Linked DNA regions of Homo sapiens: regions 1 and 3 are each linked to region 2. Evidence: chromatin loops called from intact Hi-C (ENCODE). Cell type or tissue: heart left ventricle. All regions are shown on one strand.

Evidence for each region. Hi-C counts contacts between places; a loop is a spot of excess contacts. Peaks named below come from ENCODE experiments on the same cell type or tissue, not always from the same donor. Only the 100,000 strongest peaks of a DNase experiment are listed, where the experiment ranks them.
Region 1: it touches region 2 in a loop (2.1-fold over the local background); 8 of 110 quality-filtered maps call a loop at or near these places.
Region 3: it touches region 2 in a loop (3-fold over the local background); 32 of 110 quality-filtered maps call a loop at or near these places.

The regions. Positions count from the first base shown.
Region 1 is chr13:48,618,062-48,626,061 of GRCh38, forward strand. No RefSeq gene overlaps it. Among named protein-coding and RNA genes, the nearest start is that of LINC01077, 31 kb to the left of the region's middle. In heart left ventricle, no CTCF peak of the experiment used is centred here; no DNase peak of the experiment used is centred here; H3K27ac peaks cover 3,181 bases.
Region 2 is chr13:48,729,086-48,737,085 of GRCh38, forward strand. No RefSeq gene overlaps it. Among named protein-coding and RNA genes, the nearest start is that of CYSLTR2, 79 kb to the left of the region's middle. In heart left ventricle, a CTCF peak has its summit at 3,091 (motif pointing left); a DNase peak (open chromatin) is centred at 3,076; H3K27ac peaks cover 639 bases.
Region 3 is chr13:48,592,658-48,600,657 of GRCh38, forward strand. It overlaps LOC105370202 (a long non-coding RNA gene), which reads left to right. Exons shown (of 3, transcript XR_941958.4): 3 at 6,645-6,903. Among named protein-coding and RNA genes, the nearest start is that of LINC01077, 6.1 kb to the left of the region's middle. In heart left ventricle, a CTCF peak has its summit at 3,171 (motif pointing right); no DNase peak of the experiment used is centred here; H3K27ac peaks cover 173 bases.

The DNA of each region.
Region 1 (8,000 bases), 110 kb before region 2:
CACTAAGAGAAGGAGAATGAAGGGGGAAGGAGACTGACAAGTCAAGCATAAGCAAATGCAGCATGATTTATTGGGAGCTGGAACACCCTAAGAAAAAAATAGACAAACAAACTAATGCTGTATTAGTAGCCTTATAGAGGGAATTAAAGCCTGAACTGCAGTTTTGTCTCTTCCCTTCTTCCCCTCCATCAGACGAGGAAGATGACTCAACCCCTTATTCTAATGCCTTGGCTTATTAGGGGTGGATTTTGCCCTGGCCCCAAGATTAGGAGTGGGGCCAAGGTTGACCCCATGTTCCAGCAGTAGGACAGAATGTACTTTAATCCATGGAAATCCAGAAAGACACGCTGTCAGCGGACCACCACTGATGGTTATGAGGGCCTTAGTATCCCAATAAAAAGAACTTTATACATCTAGGTATTGGAAAAGCTCCCCCTGCCCCATATATGGCGTTTATTTCCTCTATTCCAGAAAACATTTTGAGCATGGATATTCTGTTAGGAAGGACTTTGCAAACTTCAGTGGGATAATTCAAATGAAGGTATGTGTAGTAAAAGCATTCTCAGGAGAGAGGCAAAACGGGAACCCATACTATTCCCTGCCCCTAGTCAAGCTGTCAACATTAAACAATACAAACTGCTTGGGAATCATGCTGAAATAAGTGCAACTGTTGAGGAACTGGCAAAGGTGCATATTATCTGTCCAGCTCAAAGCCTATTTCACAGCCCCATCTGACCGGTACATGAACCAGAGGATACCTGGCAAATGGCAGTAGACCTGGGAATTGAATAATGTTACAGTTCTTTGTTTTTTTGCTTTTTTTTTTTTTTTGGCTGGAGTGCAATGGTGTGATCTTGACTCACTGCAACCTCCGCATCTTGGGCACAAATGATCATCCTGCTTCAGCCTCCCAAGCAGCTGGGACTACAGGCATGTGCCAGCATGTCTGGTTAATTTTTGTATTTTTTGTATAGACTGGATTTCACCATGTTGCCCAGGGTGGTCTTGAACTCCTGGACTCAAGTAATCTGCTCACCTCTGAGAGAGGAGAAAGGAAGAAACAGGTCAGGCAGGCAGTTATGGTGGGTCCTCGGTTGAATTCTTTCAAGTAAAAGAACAGCCTGCAGGCACAGGTAAGGGAACTCGCACAGGGGGGCTTGCCTAAGACATGCCCACAGCCACACAGATAAGAAAGGTTACACAGGTGACTTGCCCAGACAGGCCCACAATGGAAAATTCTGTCCCCCGACACATGTGCAGTATGGGGAACAAAGCAATATAGAGTAACTCAAGCTAAGGGCCCACATGTGCATCAGGAGGATGGGGTGGAGCTACCAGAAATTTGCACCATATGCAAATAAGATGCCCAGCCCTCATTGGTTTCTTATAAAAGCCTTTGTATTCAACTGTAAAAATGGCAACCCTCTTCTGGGCCCTCTCTCTGTGGCAGAAAGCTTTCTTCTTTGGCTTATTAAGCTTTCGCTCCGACCTCACCCTTTGTGTCCACGCTCCTTAATTCTCTTGGTGGTGAGACAAAGAACTCCGGGTAATACCTCACAAAGAGAGACTGCTACATTGTGGTGCATTTGTGAAACCTTAACACCCGGCCTTCCAAAGTGCTGGGATTACAGGTGTGAACTGCTGTTCCTGGCCTGCAGTTCTTTTTTTTTTTTTTTTTTTTTTTTTTTGAGACGGAGTCTTGCTCTGTCACCCAGGCTAGAGTGCAGTGACATGATCTCGGCTCACTGCAAACTCCACCTCCTGGGTTCAAGTGATTCTCCTGTCTCAGCCTCCTGAGTAGCTGGGATTTCAGGCATGCGCCACCATGCCTGGCTAATTTTTGTATTTTTAGTAGAGACAGGGTTTCATCATGTTGGCTATGCTGGTCTCGAACTCCTGACCTCAGGTGATTTGCCCACCTCAGCCTTAAAAAGTGCTGGGATTACAGGTATGAGCCACCACACCCAGCCCCGGCCTGTGGTTCTTAATATTAGTTAAACAGTTGATGACATAGTATCTGTGCTGGGGACACATCACACTGTCTCAGATTTGGCTAACGCCTTTTTCAGCACTCCTCCATTGAACAATCACAAGACCAATTTGCTTTTCCCTGGCAAGGCTGCTAGTGGACTTTTCACCTGTTGCCCCAGGGATGTCTTCAAAGTCCTACCATTTGTCAAGGAATGGTGGCTAGAGACTTGTCTTTTTTCTCACTCCTATCCTTTCTTTCTTCGTTTCATTATATTGATGACATTTTGTTAGCCTCTGAAGATTTTAATGTGTTACAGGTGTAAAAGAAAATGAAACCTTGGGACCCCAAACTCAGTATGCCAAGGAGAAAGTTAAGCCTGGAAAATAAGTCGTGCAACACTGCCTTCCTTTTTTCCCTTAACCAGAGAGGTGTAACTTCACAACACTCTGTCACAGCATTATACCTAAGCCAAGTTCCAACAATGGAAAAAGGTCATGTACCTGCCCAGATAGCCTGCCTCACAAATTGCTTACAAGAAAATTCCTTGTTAGCCCTGAAATCATTCAAGATACATGTCCCCCTACAAAATCAGCCATGCCAATTGTAACCGTGGGTCTGCAACCAAAGTTTTAACTCCTAAAACTGATTTCTGTTAAATCTCACACTGACAATATTGATGACAAACTTATCTAGCTTGTCTTCGCAGGCACAGACCAAGGGCAAGACAATAAATCACTCCTCTGCCTATGTTGAGATGGATGCATAATTAACTTCTTTTTCCTCTACTCCCTCTTTTCTTTCATTCTTTCCTTTTTTAATTTTATTTATTTATTTTTTTAATGGTTCACTCCAACACCCAGGCTGGAGTGCAGTGGCATGATCACAGCTCACTGCAGCCTCAACTTCCTGGGCTCAGGTGATTTTTCCCACCTCAGCCTCCTGAGTAACTGAGACCACAGGCACATATCACCACGCCTGGCTAATTTTCGTGTTTTCAGTAGAGATGGAGTTTTGTTATGTTGCCCAGGCTGGTCTCGAACACTTGGGCTCAAGCAATCTGCCCACTTTGCCATCTTAAAGTGCTGGGATTACAGGCATGAGCCACTGCACCTGGGCTACTCCTTCTTTTCAAATGTTTACCTTATCTTATCTAAAATGTAGATTTACTGAGTGTTAATTAGAGCTTCACAAGAATGTAAACATTTGCCTCACTGCCTACCCTCCCTTTCTTTTTCCCTCCTTCTTGCTCTTTCACCCTTAAACACTGAGTTCCCAAGCCCTCTTTGAAAAGCACAGGACACAGACGTTCCTGTGGCTTGTGTTTTTCCCAGTGCATCCTCAAACGTTGGCTCAATAAACATCTACTGATAGAGACATCTGCCTAACTTTTTTGGTTAACACAGGAAAGCCTTATAGCATTGTGTGTTCATCTATGGGAACAAGGATGGGTAATCAATCCTCAGAATATCCAGGGCCCAGGATCTGCAGTGAAGTTCTCAGGAGAAGACTGGTTTCATACCGGGTACAGTAATTGACAAAGTCTATATTAGTTTGTTCTCATGCTGCTAATAAAGACATACCCGAGACCTGGTAGTTTATAAAGGAAGGAGGTTTAATTGACTCACAGTTCAGCATGGCTGGGAGGCCTCAGGAAACTTATAATCATGGCAGAAGGGGAAGCAAACATGTCCTTCTTCACATGGCAGCAGGAAGGAGAAGTGCCAAATGAAGCAGGAAGTCCCTTATAAAACCATCAGATCTCGTGAGAACTCACTCACTATCATGAGAACAGCATGGTAGAAACTGCCCCCATGATTCAATTATCTCCACCTGGTCCCTCCCATGACACATGGGGATTATGGAAACTACAATTCAAGATGAGATTTGGGTGGGGATACAGGCAAACCATATCAAAATCCAACAACTTCAAACTCAGAAAATAGTAAAAGAAGTCCAAACATGTGTGGGTCTTTTGGGCTGTTGGAAAGAACTTATTCCACACTTAGCCCAATGTTTAAGACAACTTATTCGAAATGGGACTATAGAATTATTAGAAATGGGACACATTGGGATTGGGACACGCCTCAGCAGGAAGTTTGTGAACAGGCTAAAGTGCTAGTACAGCATGCACAAGCCTTAGGCACCCCTTTAGAGGGTTCAGCTAGGACTTTGGATGTTACTGCTCCTCCTGAGGGTATGAATTGGACCTAGGATTTTGGTCACAATTGTGGAAAGGGGCTGAAACCAGATACACTCCCATTGAACAAGTGCCAGCAGTATTTAATGCTTTACTGAAGGTGGAACCATTAACAAAGACCCTTCTTGCGTATGTGAGAACAGGCCTACCAATCAAGGGATGGATAGAAGGATTGTTTAAAAGACCCATCTCTGCTGGAACCCAGACACCTACCTTGAATAAATGACATGCCTATTTGCAGTGATGAAGGGTTCTGGTAACAAGTTCATTGAGCCCAGAATTGCATGCTATGTTAGGCCCTGTTACATATGAGCAACTACTACTCAGTTGCTTCTCCAGTGCCTGACAGCATAAGAGAAGGAGTGTTACTCATCCGGATGATGCTTGGTATACAGACAGCTCCAGCAGGGGATATCCCTGTATTTGAACTGCTGTGGCAATACAACCACAAACTGACACTATCTGGCTTGATACGGGTACAATCAGAGTAATCAATGGGCTGAATTGCAGACTGCTTGGTTAGTAACGACACGTGAGCCTTGGCCCCTTACCACCTGTACTGATCATCGGGCTGTCTTTTAAGGTTTAACTATGTGGCTAGCCTAAAGGGAATGAGAAAAATGGATAATTATGCACAGACTCATATGGGGCATGAACATGTGGCAAGACACATGGGAGAAGCTGCAACACCCTATGGCCTATTTAATTGTATTTAAAGTGGCCCCAAACACAAAAGTCTCAGTTCTGGGAAATATAGAAGCAACACCCTAACATCGTGTTGGCCCAGGCCACTGAACAAGCAACCTAGGTATATAACAAGTGGTCACAGAAGTACAAGAGTAGCCTGGGAGATAGCCAAGGGGGCAGACTACCCTTAAAATATAGTGACTTCCCAACAGTTGTAACAAACGGTTTACCATGTTTGCGATTGTGTCTACATATGTGTCCTGCTTGATAGACCCCATCAAGCAGGACACATTTATAAGGCTGTCCACCCTGTCAAAGACTGGCAAGTGGATAGACAGGATCTCTCCATGTAAGTCAAGGTAAAAAGTATGTATTGACCTGTGTAGATGCTGCTACTGGACTGCCGCAAAGTTTTCCTTGTAAGCAAGCAAATCAAACCAGTACTATTAAAGGATTAGGGGCTCTTGGTACTATGTATGGATATCCATGGCACATTGACAGTGACTCAGGGATCCATTTTGCTGGACGTGACCCTCAGGATTGGGCCAGGGAGCATGATATAGCAGGGCATTTCCACCTCCCACATAAACCCCAAGCAGTAGGGTCAATTGAGAGAAAACAATGGCCTATTAAAAGCACGACTTCAAACTTTACTGGGGAATCCTGTCTTGCACAGGTAGATGAATGTGTTATCTGCAGCCTTTATCTCTTTAAATTCAGCCAGAGGGAGGACATGTGCCCCATAGACAGGTTGGTACAACTGCCCCCAAAACCTACCACTGTGCATATATGGATGACTGAGATAACAGCTTTGCTCCCAGACCTCATTGATAATCAGCCTGCTTTGCACATGAAGATGCCAATGGATATAGTACCGGGGAGGGGATACTCTACTGGGGCTTAGAATAGCAAATATCCCCAGGCTGATTAGACTATTTCCTGCCAGAGAGTAGGGAGTATCTTGGACAGTTAGAGTGGTCACCACTGAACTCACTGAACACCAGATCTATGGTCATGTGCTGTAAGTGTTCAGGAGAAATGCTCACACCCTATGGCATGGTGGTGGGTTCCTTGGTATGGTGAACTCCCAACTAAATTACTCCAACTACAGTTGCTAACATTTCGTCCTCTGAGCAACATGTATGGTATACTGCTCCTTTGAAAAACACAAGAGCTGCATCTTTGTTAATGACCCTCAATAAAGCAACTAGTGTAATCCTAACAGATGGAGACCTTCCCTGCCAGTACCCGCTGTTTCTTTCTTTTCATCTTTAGTTGTTATGTTCTGTCACCATTATTACCAGCTGTCACCTATGAAGCAAACCTTTTCCTACAATGGGCCAAGACTATGCTGGTGGCTCACAGAAAAACACCCGTTGGGTATGCAGCCTCATGCCACTCTCCGGTGTTTCTGGCCTACAGTGATGGGTAGTTCCCTTCCAAGGATGACAGATAGAATATCAGGAATATATTATTGCTTTTCACATTTACATGATGGTATTGAATACAATGTGACTAGAGATAAAATAACCTCATGCCCCATTAATATTATTCTTTCTGAGAAGGGACATGGGAGGAGTTTTTCTGTCAATGAAAATAACTCAGTCTCAGCCTGAAACACTTCAGTTAAAGAACGAAGTGATCTGATACTGCAATGAAAATAACCCAAATATAGAATGAATTTATTTGGTTAACTATCTTTTGGCCAGCCTAGTCAACTTGTCCCCCTATGTTGGAAACAAAAGAATAATTCTAAAGCTATCTGTCCAAATAGAACAAGGGATATAAGATGGACACCAAGAGACAGATGTTTATATATTATAATATTAAAAGTATGGATTCGCATGCTACAGAATGGGTAATATATCCAGGCATCTCTTGGTTGGCCCACATGGAACTTCCTGGATGCATGGCACAAATTAATATGTTCTTTCGGTTACACACGGGTGCAAGGTCAGATAGTTCACACTCTTTCAAAGCCTGGGAATTTCCTTCATTTGGAATCCCATTGGGCCCAATCTGTTTTCTATCGGTACAACAACTTAGCTTCTATTTTCCTTCCTCAACGGGACATCAAAGATGTTATTTAGCATGTGGAAGCTGTAACAAATTATACAAAGAAAGCTTTTAATAATAGCCACAAGAGAATCTCTCTCTGAAACACAGAAGTCACTCTCATGAGAAAGTCTGTCCTCCAAAAGCACATGGCTTTAGACGTGCTCACTGTTACACAAGGGGGGCTTGTGCAATCATAAAAACTGAATGCTATGTTTATATTCCTGATGAATCAGATAACATCACTAAATTAATGACTGATATGAAAACCCAAATAACCACTCTTTCAGACCAAACCCCTCTTTTGAATGACTGGTTTTGGGCAGGTTTGGATGAAGCTAGTTCTTGGTTTAGGTATTAAATGCATATGTTGTTTACTGCCCTGCTTTGCCTTTACTGTTGTCATGGCAGCTCCAATGGAGCCAATGCACTATTGCTAAAGCTATACAATATCAAGCATCCTCCATCTAGGTGCAGGGACTATCCCAGAAGAGGAGGGCACATGAGATTGTAAGGACCAGTTTTATAGGGTGGAGTATAAGAGAATATCCTGTTGTATGGCAAGAGTGATACCACCTTGAAGTGAAACTATCATAATGACCAATGTTTGACTCCTGTAGACCAAGGCATTCTGCAGCAAGGTCAAGAAACAAGGACTGCAGCATAGATAACCCCTCATAAAGATGCTTACCTAGCTTTTCCACTAGTCATGAGTTTTGCCGAGGGTCGGAGACATGACCAGTGACACGTTTCACCAAAACAAATTGCTATGTAAAAAATACTTTCTGGAGGGTGGGTACAGGGATCTACCATCTCTCAGCTTCCCAAGACATGGCTTCTTTTCATAAGTCCCTATTAAATGTTTCTTTCTGAGAAATTGGATTTGTGAGTCTTTTTCTTTGGCTTCTCAGCAAACTCAGCCTTTGGGGATAGGTTTGCACAGAGCTGCTCATTGTGGAACAGTGAACTGGAGCAAGTGTCAGTCACCCAGGCTCTCCTTGGAGAGATAGGTGCCTCCTTATGGAACAGGAATTAAAAGAAATTAAGGAGTGTGTAAGCAAAAACTCAGTTGTATGTAAGAAAACCCAA
Region 2 (8,000 bases):
CTCGAAACCAGCAAGCATGCTCCCATCCCAGGGACTTGGCAAAGGCTATTACCTTTGCCCGGAATGCTTTCCTTTAAATATCCACTAGGACTACTTCCTTATTGCATTTAATATTTTAATTAAATGCCACCCTTCTAGAAAGTTCTTCTCTGACCATGCTATCTACAACAGTGCTCACCCTCCACCTCCATCAGACACCTCAATATCCCAGACAGTACTTTATTTTTCTTTACAGTATTTATCACTATCTGACATTACTGCATACAGATGCTCCTCAATTTATGATGGGGTTACATCCCAATAAACCTATTGTAAGTTGAAAATATTGTAAGTCAAAAATACATTGAATACAGTTAACCCCCTGAACCTCACAGCTCAGCCTGGCCTATCTTAAATGTGATCAGAAACTTACCATACAGTTGGGCACAATCACAATCATCTAACACAAAGCCTATTCTACAGTAACATGTTGAATATCTCATATATATTTGTTCAACACTTTACTGAAAGTGAAAAGCAGAATGGCTGTATGGGTACTTGAAGTATAGTTTCTACTGAACGCTAATTGCTTTCACACCATTGTAAAGTGAAAAAGTCGTAAGCCGAGCTATCTTAACTTGGGGACCATTTATATATTTATTTGTTTATAGTTTGTCTTTCCCAATATATTGCAGGCTTCATTAGGGCAGGTTTATTAGTTTCATTTATTGCTGCATCCCATGCAAATAGTCCCTGAAGCAAAGAAAGCACTCAATAAATATTTTGAATGAACTGAAGGAATGACTATGAATTAATGGGGCACTTGGCCTCAGTTTCCTCTTCTATAACTTGGCTCTCCCTTGCTCAGGTCCATCCCTCAGGGGCCCCTGGCCTGCTCTTGGCCTCACTGGGCCCTGGTATCTCAGGCAGAGCCCCGAGGTGCCACCACCCTGCTGTTTGCACACCCTTGCCAGTTCTCTGCGTTCAGCAGATAGTGAGGGGCGAGGCTGTGTGGGTATATGAGCAATGCCAGAGAGGTCAGCTTCTCTAAAGAGATGTGGCTTCCTCATGTAATAGCATGGAGAGTATAGATGAGGAAAAACAGAGTGGCTCATGGCCAGCTCACTTCTTAAAGGCTGGGAACACAATGGGGAATGGCAGGCAACGTGGCCTTGAAGGGGAACAGGGTAGGAAGGGGTTGCCAAAGACAAAATACTAAGTGAAACTCTGTCCAGGCCATATCTGCCCAAGATGAAACTGTTTCTGGGAAAAAGGCAGATGCCTACAGACAAAGCAGCAGAGCCCAAACTAGCCCAAATATCAATGCAGAAAGGACAAGATGGAAAGCCCCATGAAGTAAGTCTTGCTCACTGCTCTCGCCCAGCACCCAGGGCAGGTGCTCAGGCTATGGGGAGGCACATTGTAGGGGGATGTGGGGTTGAGACCAGCAAAGGAGGCACACTGGAAAGCAAGTGAACTGGGAAGTGACAAGTAAAGAGGGTGCTTAAGGCTACTTAAAAGAGACATCAGGGATGAGGTGGAAAGTCAGGCAACAATGGGGTCACACCTTGGTTGCATCTATCACTGGCTAGGGGAACCTGGGCAAGTAACTTAACTCTTTTGTGCCTTATTTTTCTCACCTGAAAAATGGGTGTAATGGTACTTACTTTATAGATTATATCTTAATTATATACCAATTGAGCATCATGGCCCTGACACATGACAAACCATATGGAGGAGAAAGACGGAAGAAAGAAGGACCTAAGTGGAGAGGTGGGTTTAGACCGGGATTAAGCACTGAATCAGTGGAGAGGAGGATGCAGGGTGAGTGGACAGAGGAAACTAGTGGAGAAAAAAAAGGATTAAAAAGAGGTCTGAGAGAGTTCAAAGAATCAAGGAGAGGAGCTTTGTAAAGAATCAAGGATGGGCAGTATAGGAAGAGGAGGAAGAAGAATCTAGCAACTGACATAATGCAGACCCTTAACAGAGATGCAGGGCTACAACCCATCTTGTGCTGCTGCTGAGGCCCAGGGAGGAGCCACCTGGGTGCCCAGAGCTGTGCTGGGCAGACACAGGGCAATTCAGCCCTGTGGGAGACACACAGGTCTCCACAGGAGGCAGCAGTTTTTTAGCACGGGAATTCATCAGGCTTGGGCACCTGCTGGGGAGGAGATGGAAACACAGTCAATACATCTCATCATCAAAAACAGGAAGGAAACGAAACATTTTGGAAGTCATTGAAAGGCAGGTTTTATGTTAATTTGAAATAAAATGTTTGCTTAACCGACTGCTCTCTGAAGACTTCTTGATTTGGTATTTGGAGACAGACATCACCCTGACGTACATTAGGAGGCCTGTGATCTTAGGCTTGTTCCAGCTGTGATTCACTTCACGTCTGATTCACTTCATCATTTATGCAATTTGTCATCAGGTTATCTGAAAGCTGAGTAAAACCTCTCATATCCTCATGAGTTCCTCTCATATCCTTATGAGTTCTATCTATTGTTAGATAGAACTACATGAACAGAAGCTCTTTGAGTCCTCAATCATTTTTAAGAGTGCAAAGAGGTCTTAAGACCAAAATGATCGCAATCTGCTTTGAGTCCTCAATCATTTTTAAGAGTGCAAAGAGGTCTTAAGACCAAAATGATCGCAATCTGCTGACCTACTTTGGGCAAGATGACATACTCTCACCTTTTCTGTTCATTCTCTTTAGCCTTCAGAGCAGACCTGTAAGAGCCTAGATTTCCAGCGTATGGAAAGCAAAAAGGAGGCTCAGAGTAAAGCCGCACCTCTAATAAGGGATAAAGCTGGGATTGGACATCACTTTCTCTGCTCTACCCATTTTGCTGCACTGTCTCTTAGCATCCATTGTGGCAAAAAGAAGTTTTATGGAAGAGAAAGCAAGCCGCAAACATTAGAGATTTTGCAAGAGGCAAGCTTCACTCTCCAATACTTGCTGAAAAATATTCTCTGTGCTCCTCGGTCTCCAAAGAAGGAGACTAATTTAGTTCAAAAAGAGAGATCTCTGTCCGCGGCTCAGCCCTGGGTGTCGGGGTTCCAGGCGTCGCTGGGTCTGGGCGCGCCACGTCTGCACAGCGCCCTCTGTTGGCCCCTCTCTGCTCCAGCCGGCACTTGGTCTAGCCTGGCCACCTTAGATGCTCCCTTTAGATGCTTTCTGGTGAGCGTCTCTAGGGACCACAGCATCTTACTAGGGCTTGGGCATTCCTCTGGGGGCAACTGGGCTTTTATACAAATATACAAGGTTGCCCTCAACAGCTAACCCTCCCTGCGGGCCACTCCTAGTTTGCAGCTCCATCTTTTCTGCGTTATTTTTCACATCCAGAACTCAGAACACACACAGAGAACCGCCCTCTCCACTCTTGTCATTGAGAAGGAAGCCTGGTGTGAACTTCAGACTTACACAAACCTAGATTTGAATCCAGGCCCTCTGCCCTGCAAATGACTTAACCTTTCTGAGCCCCACTCTTCTCAGTTTTAGAATGGAAATGCTAGTATTTACCTTGTAGGGTTATTGGGCGCCTAAAGCACTTGGCACAGGAATGAACGGTGTTGGTTTCCAGTTTCCCATGTCTGCTGTGGGCTACGGGAGGAACAGTCGTTCCACTTCAAATGGAGTCACTGTCACTGAGGGCCACTTAAGCTGCACGAATTCTCACCACAAGCCTGGTTTCCTTCTGGTCGTCAGCCATTCAGCTCCCACTACAGGGCAGGCGCTTGTGAGACTCTCAGGACATAATGTTAAAGGATGTTATGGTGTTTTCTCTCAAGGGGCTTACAGTTTAACATGGTGATACCCAAACTTTGCTAGAACATTTCTCAGATCATTCTTCCCTTAAGAGACTTTTTAAACAATATTATTTTTGGAGCAGTTTTAGGTTCACAGCAAAATTGAATGGAAAGTACAGAGATTTCCCATTTACTCCCTCCCTCCACACAGTCATTCTCAACATCCCCAAGCAGACGGGGATATTGACCCCAAGACACCTCCTTATCATCCAGAGTCCATAGTTTACATTCAGGCTCAGTCTTGGTGTTGTTCATTCTATGGGTTTGGACAAATGTATGACATGTGTCCACCATTAAAAGACTATTGAACATGCTAAATTGTATGTCTTTCCTTGGAGGTGCACCCACTAGTCTGGCCCAGATAAATGCCCATGGGTACAGGTGGTGGGTAATCTCACTTCAGCCTGATGGCACCATCTGGGCGGTGATTCATCCCAGGGACTCCCTGGCAGAAAACCTGCTTTTGGTGGGCCTTATGGTGGCTCCCGCTTCTTAGCCACATGTATTTCTAGTACAGGAAGTGGGTTACATGGAGCTCTTTCATAGAAGAGACTCTGCCATAAGCAAAATAATCCAGCCTCCAAAAAGGACGTCCATGTTCTAATCTCCAGAACCTTACATGGCAAGAGAAACTTCGCAGATGTGATGAAGTTAAGGAGTTTGAGATGCAGAGATTATCTTGGATTATCCAGGTGGGGGGGCGGGCAATGTCATCACCAGGGTCCTTACAAGTGACACTAGGATAGAGGCGAGTCTGAGAAGGGTCTATGATGACAGAAGCAAGGGTCAGAGTCAAAGACAAATCTGAAGCTGTCAGGCTGCTGGCTTTGAAAATGGAGAAGGGGACCATGAGCCAGGAATGCAGGTGGCCTCTAGGAGCTGGGAAAGGCAGAGAAATTGGATTCCCCTTGAGAGCCTCCCAAAGGAACACAGTCCGGCCAGCATGTTGATTTTAGCCCAGTGAGATACAGGTTGGACTTCTGCCCTCCAGAAATGTAAGAGAATGAATTTGCTTTATTTTAAGCTACTGATTGGTGGTGTTTTGTTATAGCAGCAATAAGAAGCTAATACAGGCTCAGAGAGGCATGTACCTCTGGAGCTCACAGCATTCCTGGTTGGCTGGAATGTGAGAGCAAACCCAGAAGAGAGAAGCTGGGGCCTTCAGGGCAGCAGCAGCAGACGTTGGCTGAGCTCTGTGAGGGTTGTTGGGAGCCTTAGCATGGTCACTTGGGCTGTGAGGTGACTCATGGCTACTGCCAGTTTGATTAGCTGTGATGACCACAAGTGAGGAACCACACTGTCAGCAACTTTGGGCCACACAAAGACTCCCAGATGAGGAACGGTGCAATGAATGCTGCAGCGATGTGGCGATAAAGCCAGAGGAATGGCTTTGGCTGTTCTGAGACCCTGGAGTTCTCAGAGGTGACAGAGAGGGTCAGGGTGAAGATTCAGGAGAAGACAGGCCATTACCAAAGGCGTGCAATGGAGGCCACACAGGGTACTGATAGGAATGGTGGCTGACATTTGCTGAGCTCTGTGTGCTGCGAGCTGTGCTAGCAGTGCCCGCCCTGTCCCATAGAATCTTCACAATGATTCTAAGAGGTAGACACTATTATTATTCCCATCTTACTGGTGAAGACACTGAGACTTTCCATGGTTAATTTTGACCAAGAGCAAAAACTAGCAAATAAAAGATCTTGACTTCTGTCTGCTCAATGCCTCCTCCTCCCCCATTTTTTTTAATCAACTGTTGTAGAAAGAACATGAAGTTTGACGAGAGCAAGACTTGTGTTCAGATCCAGTCCTACTACTCTGTACCCTCAGCCTGGTAACTTAACCCCTGTAAGCCTTTGTTTCTCATGTGTCCTATTGGGAAAATAATATTTCTCTTTAGAAGAAGTAGAGTGGTAGTTAAAAGTGAGGGTTTGGGAGGATAACTACTCATATTTGAATCCTGGCTCAGCCTCTTATAAGCTATATGACATGAAGCTACATATTTAATCTCTCTATACTTCAGTTTATTCATCTGTATGATGAGGATCATGTTTTATTGTCTGAATGGGGTTGCTATAAGGGTCAAATGGCATAGTATCTAAAGCTCTTTGCACAGTACCTGGTTCACAGGGAGCTCCCAATGGGTACTACTTAGAGTAGGGCTGAGCAGACAGGGTTGGGGTAGAAATGGCCTGGAGTAATCCTGGGACATGGGAGGCATTCAGTCTGTGCTTGCTGCTGTTTTTATCTGTGGTAGGCAGGAAGCATCCCCAGCAAGAGGCCATACTGAAGTCCTGGCCGTTGGGGTGGGAAAATCTCTGTGTGTTTTAGGGGAAAGAGGGTGCAGTTAGATGGCTGGGAAGGGCTGGGACTGCAGGGTCTCTGAGGGTCACAAAGAGAATCTGAAGCCATTGCTCCTAAAGGGCTGAGGCTGGGATGAGGTGCCAGAAGCCAACAGTATGGGGAGCTGTGTGGGAACCCCAGGCTTCACCTTCTCATCCATTTTTAGATCCAGTAATTTTGGGCAGAGGTGCTGAGACAAACTGAAGATCTTGCCCCCTGTCCCTCACAAGAGTGCATCAGAGCCAGAAGCCAGCTTTTCATTATCATTAGCACTGTTTGCTTCATAAACTTGGAATTTTGCATTTTAGCAGTCCTCAAAATGAAGCACCTGTGGCATTGAAATTATTGTTTTCCTTATGGAAGGGGCTATTTATCACATTATCCTATTTGAAGTGATTATTCTCATTCATCAAATTGAATTTAATTAATTTTCATAATTCAAGAGCTTCATAGCTGCAAACTATATACACTTGGCCAATAGTTCTGTGAAACAATCTGTGTTTTTCCCTCTTGCATTTATTTGCATCATAAAAGGCTACGTTTACTTCTCTAGAGTAAAACTGCTCTGTGTGCCAGGTCGTATTGGCAAATTCGCTGGAGAGAAGAGAACCCACTAGTAAAGCACAGCTCAAGAATTAGTGGCAAACAGATGCACACTCAGAACATTGTTTTAGCTGATGGGAGAGAATGGAAGGAAGAAGGCATCTGTGAAGGAGAACCCACTAGTAAAGCACAGCTCAAGAATTAGTGGCAAACAGATGCACACTCAGAACATTGTTTTAGCTGATGGGAGAGAATGGAAGGGAGAAGGCATCTGTGAAGGAGACAGCGCCTTTCCCTTAAGATCCTGAAAAGCGTTCTGGGCTGCCAGACCCCAGAGCAGAAACAGTTGCACACAGCATCTGCCCTCAAACAACTTTAAAGGTGCCTTTCACTCTGCAGAGCCTATGTCTGGCCTTATTTGTGTGGGGAACCTTGCACATAGCTTTCCATATTTCTTTGCCCATTGCCCTAGAGGAAGCCCATGTCTGAGGATGCTTTTGTGCCAACCCTGACCATTTCAGATCTCCTGAATGCTGCCTTCAGGGTTAACTTCCTTAGACCCCCATCAGGGTGTTTGGGGGTCTGACATTTTATTTTTATGCATTGACATGGACAGCAGCATGTATGCCCAGATTGGCCCAAGGTTGTTCTAGAAAGTGCTTCAAAATAAAAGGACAAGCCTATTGTTGGGTTTATGTGATACATAATTAGAGTGATATCTATCATACAACGTATGATCATAAGTGTCTATAAAATTTATGTGTCTATTTACATATATACACACCCATAGAGACATAGCATTAAGGTGCAATTTCTTTACAGCTCCAGCAAGATTGTACTGTCAACACTTTATAACCTGTAATCAGTACTCTGGCCAATAAGGTTATAATTGGAGACTAATACCTTTGTATTCACCCTATATTTTTCAACATCCACCATAACTGGATATTGATATATAACTTCACAGGTTACAAAGCACTTTCACATGCATTATTTCACTTGATCCTCGCAATAGCCTGGTTTTAAAGTGAAAAGTCTAAGGCTAAGAGTGTAATGTGTCCAAGATTGGGGAGTTCCCAACTGGGTAGAGCTGGCATCAGCCAGGTCTTCCCAATCGACATTTGCTATTTCTTGCAAATCAAAACCACAATGAGATACCATCTCACGGCAGTCGGAATGGTGATTATTAAAAAATTTTTAAAAAAACAGATGCTAGCAAGGTTGCAGAGTAAAAAGAATGCTTTTACAGTTTTGGTGGGAGTGTAAATTAGTTCAACCATTGTGGAAGGCAGTGTGGTGATTCCTCAAAGATCTAGAGGCAGAAATACCAT
Region 3 (8,000 bases), 140 kb before region 2:
GAGCTTAGAATTTTATTTTTGGTTTACAGGGGCCATAGCATTTAAACTTCATTACTGTGTAAAGTTAAAGGACCAAGTGAAAAATAAGCTGCACTTTTTTCCACCTATTATCTCATTTAATCGTCCTGGGGTGACCACAGTGGGCAAGTATTACAATTTCCTCAGTTTTTTGCATAAAGAATCTGAGGCTCAGAAAGCTGAATAAGGAACTTAGGTCCTTTAATTCTAGCTTCTCTGCCCTTATCATTTCCCCCTTGGGGTTTTCCTGTGGCTGTAATTTAATTTCTTTTATGCAGTAGCTGAAAATAATTTATTTTTTATAATGCTTTTTTTGGTGGTAAAAGCAATCCATGCTCTTTGTTTAACAGAAATAGTACAGTTGACCCTTGAACAACACAGAGGTTAGGGGCACTAACCGCCACCCCCCCCTCACCATGCAGTTGAAAATCCATGTATCATTTTTGACTCCCCCAAAACTTAACTACTAATAGGCTACTGCTGACCAGAGTCCTTACTAATAACATAAACAGTTGATTAATGCATATATAGGGTGTTATATGCATTATAAACTGTAAGCTAGAGAAGAGAAAATGGTGTTAAGAAAATCATGAGGAAGAGAAAGTATATTCACTCTTCATTAAGTGAAGCTGGATCTTCATCTTTTTCTTCACGTTGAACAGGCTGAGGAAGAGGAGGGGGAGAAGGAGGGATTGGTCTTGCTGTCTCAAGGGTGGCAAAAGTGGAAGAGGTGGAGGAGGTGGAAGGAGAGGCAGGAGAGGCAGCACACTCAGTGTAACTTTTATTGAAAAAACCTGCATAAAAGTGCAATTCAAACCATGTTATTCAAGGGCCAGCCGTACAAACCTCCAGAAGAATATAAAGTGAAGAATGCCTGCACCTCCTTCTCCATCCTATTCCCCTAAGGTAATTACTCCAGGGACAGTTTGGGTCCCACCCCAATATTCATTGCATATGTTAATGTCCTGGTGAATTCTATCTTTTATCGAATTTCTGCATCAGGTCTGCCTGTTCTTCCCTCGATGGTTTCCTCACAGCCTCCCACAGTGTGTCGTAAGGAACCCAAAGGGTGTGATTGCTAGTGTCATGCTTGCTTGGTGTGTGTCCACTGCCTGGGGCCTGGCACTCTGCCTCAACCCACCTGAGGGCAGGCGTGCAACCCAGCCCTTCATGGATTGTTTTACTTTTCTTATTTACTTCAGGAAACATCTCTGTTCCTCTTGAGCATATTTTCTCTCTTTAATTATGGAGTGTTTTTGCCTGGGGAGTGGGTACAGAGGTGAGATAGGAAAAGTGGAAAGGAAGATCATCTTGTCGGGATAAGTGAATGAAGTCCTCCTGCAGAAAGATTTTCCGCAGGTGGTAGGTCGCGAGCTTCAGGGGGCCTGTTGTGAGATTTTGCCGCAGCCTGAATCATTATTTCAAACAAGGTGCAGCAGGGTTTAGCTTTCTGCTTTCCCTGAAGGATTTGTCAGGGTAGCTTAGTGTTTTGATTAATTAACTTAAAGCTGGGATTCTATATAAATGCAAATTGTCACCTTCCCCCACCCATTCAGTCCCTTTCAGGCACAGAAATGAGTAAGAGCTGGGGAAAATGAGGTGGAGTTGAAATTGCCAGCTGTCTGTGGCCTCATTTGAATTTTCAGGGGAAAGGGGACCCTGACTGTGCAAATGCAATACTCACAGTACAGCATTTGCAAAATGGACCAGCTGGAGCAGAGGCTTAGCCTTTGCCACCCAGGTCAGCAGCACAACACTAACAGGACAGGAACACAGGGATGCCACTAAGGAATATTTCAGATTTGAACATGCGATGGACTAAATGTGTCCCCCCAAAATTCATATGTTTAAATCCTAACCCCCAAGGTGATGGTATTTGGAGGTAGGGCCTTTGGGAGGTGATTAGGTGATGAGGGTGGAGTCCTCACAGATGGGATTAGCACCCTTATAAAAGAGACTCCAGAGAGCTCCCTCCCCGCTTCCTCCATGTGAGGGCACAGTGAGAAAACAGTCGTCTACGAACCGGGAAATGGTCTCTCAGCAGACACTGAATCAGCTGGCACCCTGATCTTAGACTTCCCAGCTCCAGAACCGTGGGAAATAAACTTCTGTTGTTTATAAACAAGCCAGTTTATGATATTTTTGTAATGAACTAAACAGAATGCACAGCCTGAAAGAACTAAAACAGAAGGGGGAAAATGTCACAAAAAGTCTGATCTTTGTAGAGGCAAAGGAAAGCACATTTATGGAATTGTTAAAGTGTCAGGCCTCTGAGCCCAAGCTAAGCCATCACATCCCCTGTGACCTGCACGTATATGCCCGGATGGCCTGAAGTAACTGAAGAATCACAAAAGAAGTGAAAATGGCCTGTTCCTGACTTAACTGATGACATTCCACCGCAAAAGAAATGAAAATGGCCGGTCCTTGCCTTAACTGATGACATTACCTTGTGAAATTCCTTCTCCTGGCTCATCCTGGCTCAAAAAGCTCCCTCACTGAGCACCTTGTGACCCCCACTCCTGCCCGCCAGAGAACAACCCTTCTTTGACTGTAATTTTCCTTTACCTACCCAAATCTTATAAAACGGCCCCACCCTTATCTCCCCTTCGCTGACTCTCTTTTCAGACTCAGACCGCCTGCACCCAGGTGAAATAAACAGCCTTGTTTCTCACACAAAGCCTGTTTGGTGGTCTCTTCACACGGATGCGAGTGAAAAAAAGCACATTAGATTTTGACTTCAAATTTATTAGTCACTGATGTTTAATTTCCATGCAAGGCAGAGTGTGGGTGTGGAAGGGAGGACTCGGAGGGTGACAGGGAGCAGGTGTACCACCCACCCCACACCCTACGGCCTCACCTCCTTGACAGGCAGGGAAGAGCCAGACTGAGTGGTTACACATTCCTGGGCTGCCATGAATGGCGTGGGTGAACTGAGACATGAAACCTAACCTCTGGGGCCACTGGATATCTGTGGACGTGAGAGTCACCTCACAGGAAAGCTGTGGACATTTGACAAGATGTTTTTGCAAGTTGCACCTGACAACTCCCTAACAAATACCAGCTGATGTAAGGATGACTTTGCCCCAGTAGGGTTTTATTATTTCTTTGCTTTTGATACTTTTCTACCAGGACCTGCAGAGGGTGGCAGAGTGCTTTGCTGATCTGTCCCTTCTTCCTGCCTCAGGTTCTCAGGGCCAATTTCCCCATTAGGTGGAGCAGGCACTGTGCCTAGAGCCCATGAGACTTTTAGGGACCCATGAAAGTGTTTTAATTACTTTCAAAATCAGAAGAAAAAATAGAATATTAATGAATACCTAATAATGAATCTAGACTATGTCAATTTTTAAACCAATACAGTTGTTTCAAATACAATTTTTAATTTTTTTTTTTTTAATGAAGAGGGAGCCACGGAGGCAAAAGTGCTGTCAGCCCAAGAATGTGATAATGCCACCCTGTAGGTTCTGGAACTCACCTCAGAGAGTGAGTTGGCAGCATGGGTTGCTGCTTGCTGTTGTTTGCTCAGGTAATGGAACAGGTGGAGCCTGAAAGGAGATTTGTGTAGTGAGTATGGTAAGCCATGCTGACTTCAGTGTGGGAGTGAAGAGGACCACGTCAGAGCATTTTTCAGAGAGCTGAAGGTTGCATCTTAAATCTAAAGTGGTTGCTTGTCGACACTAGCTATTTTTGATGAAAATTTCCTTATCATGCATTGCATACCCTAGCCTTCTTTGTTCATTTTTAACTTTTATCAAGAAAAGGTATGGATATATGTGTATACAAACATATACACATATATGTAAGCACAAATACACACGTATGTGTGTGTATACACTTGTGTGTGTGTTAGAAGCATTCGAACCAGAGTAACTCCATCTTGAATAGGAGTGGGTAAAATAAGGCTGAGATCTATTGGGCTGAATTCCCAGGAGGTTAGGCATTCTAAGTCACAGGATGAGGTAGGAGGTCGGCACAAGATACAGGTCATAAAGACCTAGCTGATAAAACAGGTTGCAGTAAAGAAGCCGGCCAAAACCCACCAAAACCAAGATGGTGATGAGAGTGACCCCTGGTCGTCCTCACTGCTAACCTCCCACCAGTGCCATGACAGTTACTAATGCCATGGCAACATCAGGCAGTTACCCTATATAGTCTAAAAAGAGGAGGCATGAATAATCCACCCCTTGTTTAACATGTCATCAGGAAATAACCATAAAAATGGGCAACCAGTAGCTGTCAGGGCTGCTCTGCCTACGGAGTAGCCTTTCCTTATTTCTTTATTTTCTTAATACACTTGCTTTCACTTTACTCTGTGGACTTGCCCCAAATTCTTTCTTGCTCAGGATCCAAGAACCCTCTATTGGGGTCTGGATCTGGATGCCTTTCCGTTAACATGTATATATATATTTGCCATATATATGTCAAATAGTAGTAAAAGACTTAAGACAAATGATGGGATTCAGGACATGTCCTGAATTCTCCTATGACTTTAGGAGACCAGAAACATGCCACCCCCAAATATGCCTCTTTAGCATGAGGATTATTTTGAGCTGATTATTTTGAGAAACTGCAGCAGAGGAGAATCTCTGAAAACAACAGTAGAAGTTACCCTTTTGTAAGGAAAGTTTATGTCTATAAAGGAGATCTCCATACATAAGGGTGTCTTCCTGTCTGCAACAGGAAGAGAAGAATGACTCTAAATCACTAGAAACTCTTATCAATGAAAAAGGCATGGATTTAAATCTGCATCGCAAACCTCACCCTGGTTTCAGGTGCTTTCCTGGCTGTCTCCTCGTAACTGGCCTTCTCCATACCCTTCCCTCTCTGTTTTAGCAAAGGATGGTTTTTAAGCTTGAAGTCAAAGCTACCTATTTGAGATCTGCTCTCAAGAATTATTCATTCCCTGGCTATCTCCCTTGTATACATGAGATATACATATTAATAAACTTGTTTTTTTTCTCTTATTAATTTCGGTACAGGGGTCTGTCCTAACAAAAAACTCAGAAAAGGTAGAGAAAAAATTATTTTCTCCTCCCCTACACACAAATAATGGTGGTTTCTTGCTTCACATTTCTGTCTTTCTGTCTCCTTATTCCTGTTCCTTGAAGGCAACCTCTTTTAACCTTCTAAACCCTTTCTATTTTTTTCTGGTATTTAACTCCATATTTCTAAGGAATATACACATATTGCTATTTCCCAACTTGTCAGTTCCAGACAGTAGCTATTGTTGTTCTATTATGGCAGATGAAGATTTAGCTGTCTTAACATTCTCCACCTTATTTCTCCTCCCTCCCCCAGCTACTAATATAGTTATATCACAATTTTTAAATTAAATTTGTATTTGTAACCACCCCATGAGTTCTTCTTGCCCACTACCCAGTTAGAGCCAATTTATTATGACAGGGGAATTGCAATAGGAAAAGTGTGTAGAGTGTTAATAAACTCTAAGGCATTATGCACATGTTAATTGGAATTTGCAGTGAATGGGTAGACCTGAGAGCTAGTGGCTCAGGAGGGCCCCACATTTTGGAGATGGAGTGCAAGGATAAAGGATACAGACAGCAAACAGGGAAATACTAGGTAGAAGAGGGTGGCTCCCTGGCAAAAGCCCCACCCTCAATCTTGGAAACCTTCAGTCCTACGTGGGAACAGGTATTCCTGTTTTCACACCCAAAAGTTGCCTTTTGGCCCACCACACCCACCTATCCTGTACCCTTATAAACCCTAACCCCAGGCTCCACAAGCAGACAAACAGAAGAGCAGAGAAGGAGAGAAGAGAAGGAGCTTCTTAATGTCAAGAGGAGCTAGGCTGGGGACAGTAGGAGAGGAGATTGGCCACTGCATGGCCAAACTCCAGGTGACGATCATCTTCCCATTCCATCCCCCTTCCAGCTCCCCATCCATCCCACTGAGAGCCACCTCCACCACTCAGTAAAACTCCCACGTTTGCCATCCTTTAAGTCCAGGCGTGACCTTATTTTTCCTGGACACTGGACAAGAGCTCGGAATACAGAAAACTGTCACACTGGCCCTCTGCCCTTGCAAAAAGGCAGAGGGTCCACTGAGCTGTTTAACACTTAAGCCATCCATGGACAGCAAGGGTGAAAGAGCGCACTGTAACACATGCCCACTTGGGCTTCGGGAGTCACAGGCACCCACCCCTAGATGCAACCATGGGGCCGGAGGCCAAAAGTGCTTGCCCCAGCTCCTACACCTGCCTGTCTGCATGTTCCTGCTCCCATAAGGGGTTTGAGAGCAAGATGGCCAAATGGATGAGCCACACCCATCACACGTCCTGCAAGGGGGGTCAGGGAACTCCCCCGTTTCATTTGTACTTCCAATTGCCTGCTCTTTCCACAACTCCCTCTGAATGTTTGTGTTGGGAATCAGAACATGAGAACCTCAAGTATAGCACTTTGGTATGCTGAATACTTTGCACTGAGGGAGATTGGAAGGGCCTCAGAAGCAAGATGTTCTTTCTGAGCTTCTCCCACTCTCCTTTCTCTTTCTTTCATTTCTTTCCCACAGCAGGTCATAGAAACTAGAACCCCTCTTTCCCAAAGCAAACCATAAACCTAAAAATGTCAGTCTCTGACCTTTCTTCTCCCCTTAAAACTCTCATTTGACAGGTGATCCTGCCTTATCCTGGAGAAAGAAATGTTATGCAAGAGGCCAAGAAGAAGCTAAACAAACAAGCCATGATGGATTCCCATCTCAGCTTATTACCATTGGGACATGTCCTTTTTGTCCAATCACATTTCTACATGGCAGTACAGTCTTCATCAAACCTAAGCATTAAAAAAAAAGTTTTCTCTGGGTCTTTGGGTCTTTTGTTTCGGAAGGCTCCTGTATTACATAAAACTTTGTTAAATAAATTTGTTATACTTTTTTCTTGTGAATCTGTCTTTCATCATAGGGGTGTTAGCTGGGGACCTTGCAATGAGTGAGGACAGGCATTACCGTTTCACCCCTACACTTGCTACAGACTATGGTTAGGCTACCAGGACACTCAGTTGCCCTTTGTGGAGGAAGCAAGGATGAATCAACATGTGTAGAATAGGACTCCCTCCAAGAAGTACAGATGTGCAGCTGGCAAGTCTTCAGCTCACCCCTTTCAAGCAGGGTGACCAGGATGCCAAGGTGTAGTCATGGGGAGGAGTGATCAGAAGGTAAGTACAACTGAGAAAATTACAACTGGCTAGCACTTTGTCTCAAGAAAGAATGTGCCAACCAGCAGATCTCCAGAGTGAAAGGGAGGTCAAAGAGCAAAATGTCAGTGTTTTCAATACCACCCAATGAAGAAGATGCCAGTCAGGAGTCGGGGGCATGGCCTTAACATCTGCTTGGCAGCTGCATTCTCTTAACAGAGTTGGTTGTATCACTTCATATAAGCTTTTCAATAGCAACAGGGCAATAAAACAAAATTTATTTGTCCTAACTTTGTGCTGATTAAAGAACTCTTCAAGTATTCATTCTTTCAACAAACACCCATTGAGAACCTAGTATGTGGCAGGCACTCTTTTAGGAGCCTGGGATATAGCAGTGAACAAGACAGGCAACGCCTGCCCTCATGGAGCCTATCTTCTACGAAAAAATAACTCTCTGTGTGATTATTCACTGTGCTAGGGGTTGGAGTGACATAATAAGGGCCCTATATGGACTCACAGTTAAAGGAGGTGGCTTCCCAAATTATATTATTTTTCCTTAGGGAGAGAATGGTTGAATTAGCCAGTTCAAATACTCAGTCCCTTTGGCATATTGTGAATTAATTAATAGCATGCTGGTATTTTGTGAATTTAGTTAGCTTGAGGCAGTTTCCAACACTCAACTATGAATGCACTGTAAAGATTGGGTTTCTAGACCCAAACAACTAGACTAGACCCTGGAAAGTGCTGACATCATGAAATTAATTTTCCTGAGACACACTACACCTGCATATCCTTCCAGAACTTCTCTATTGCATCCTTCTCTCTTTCTAACCTCAA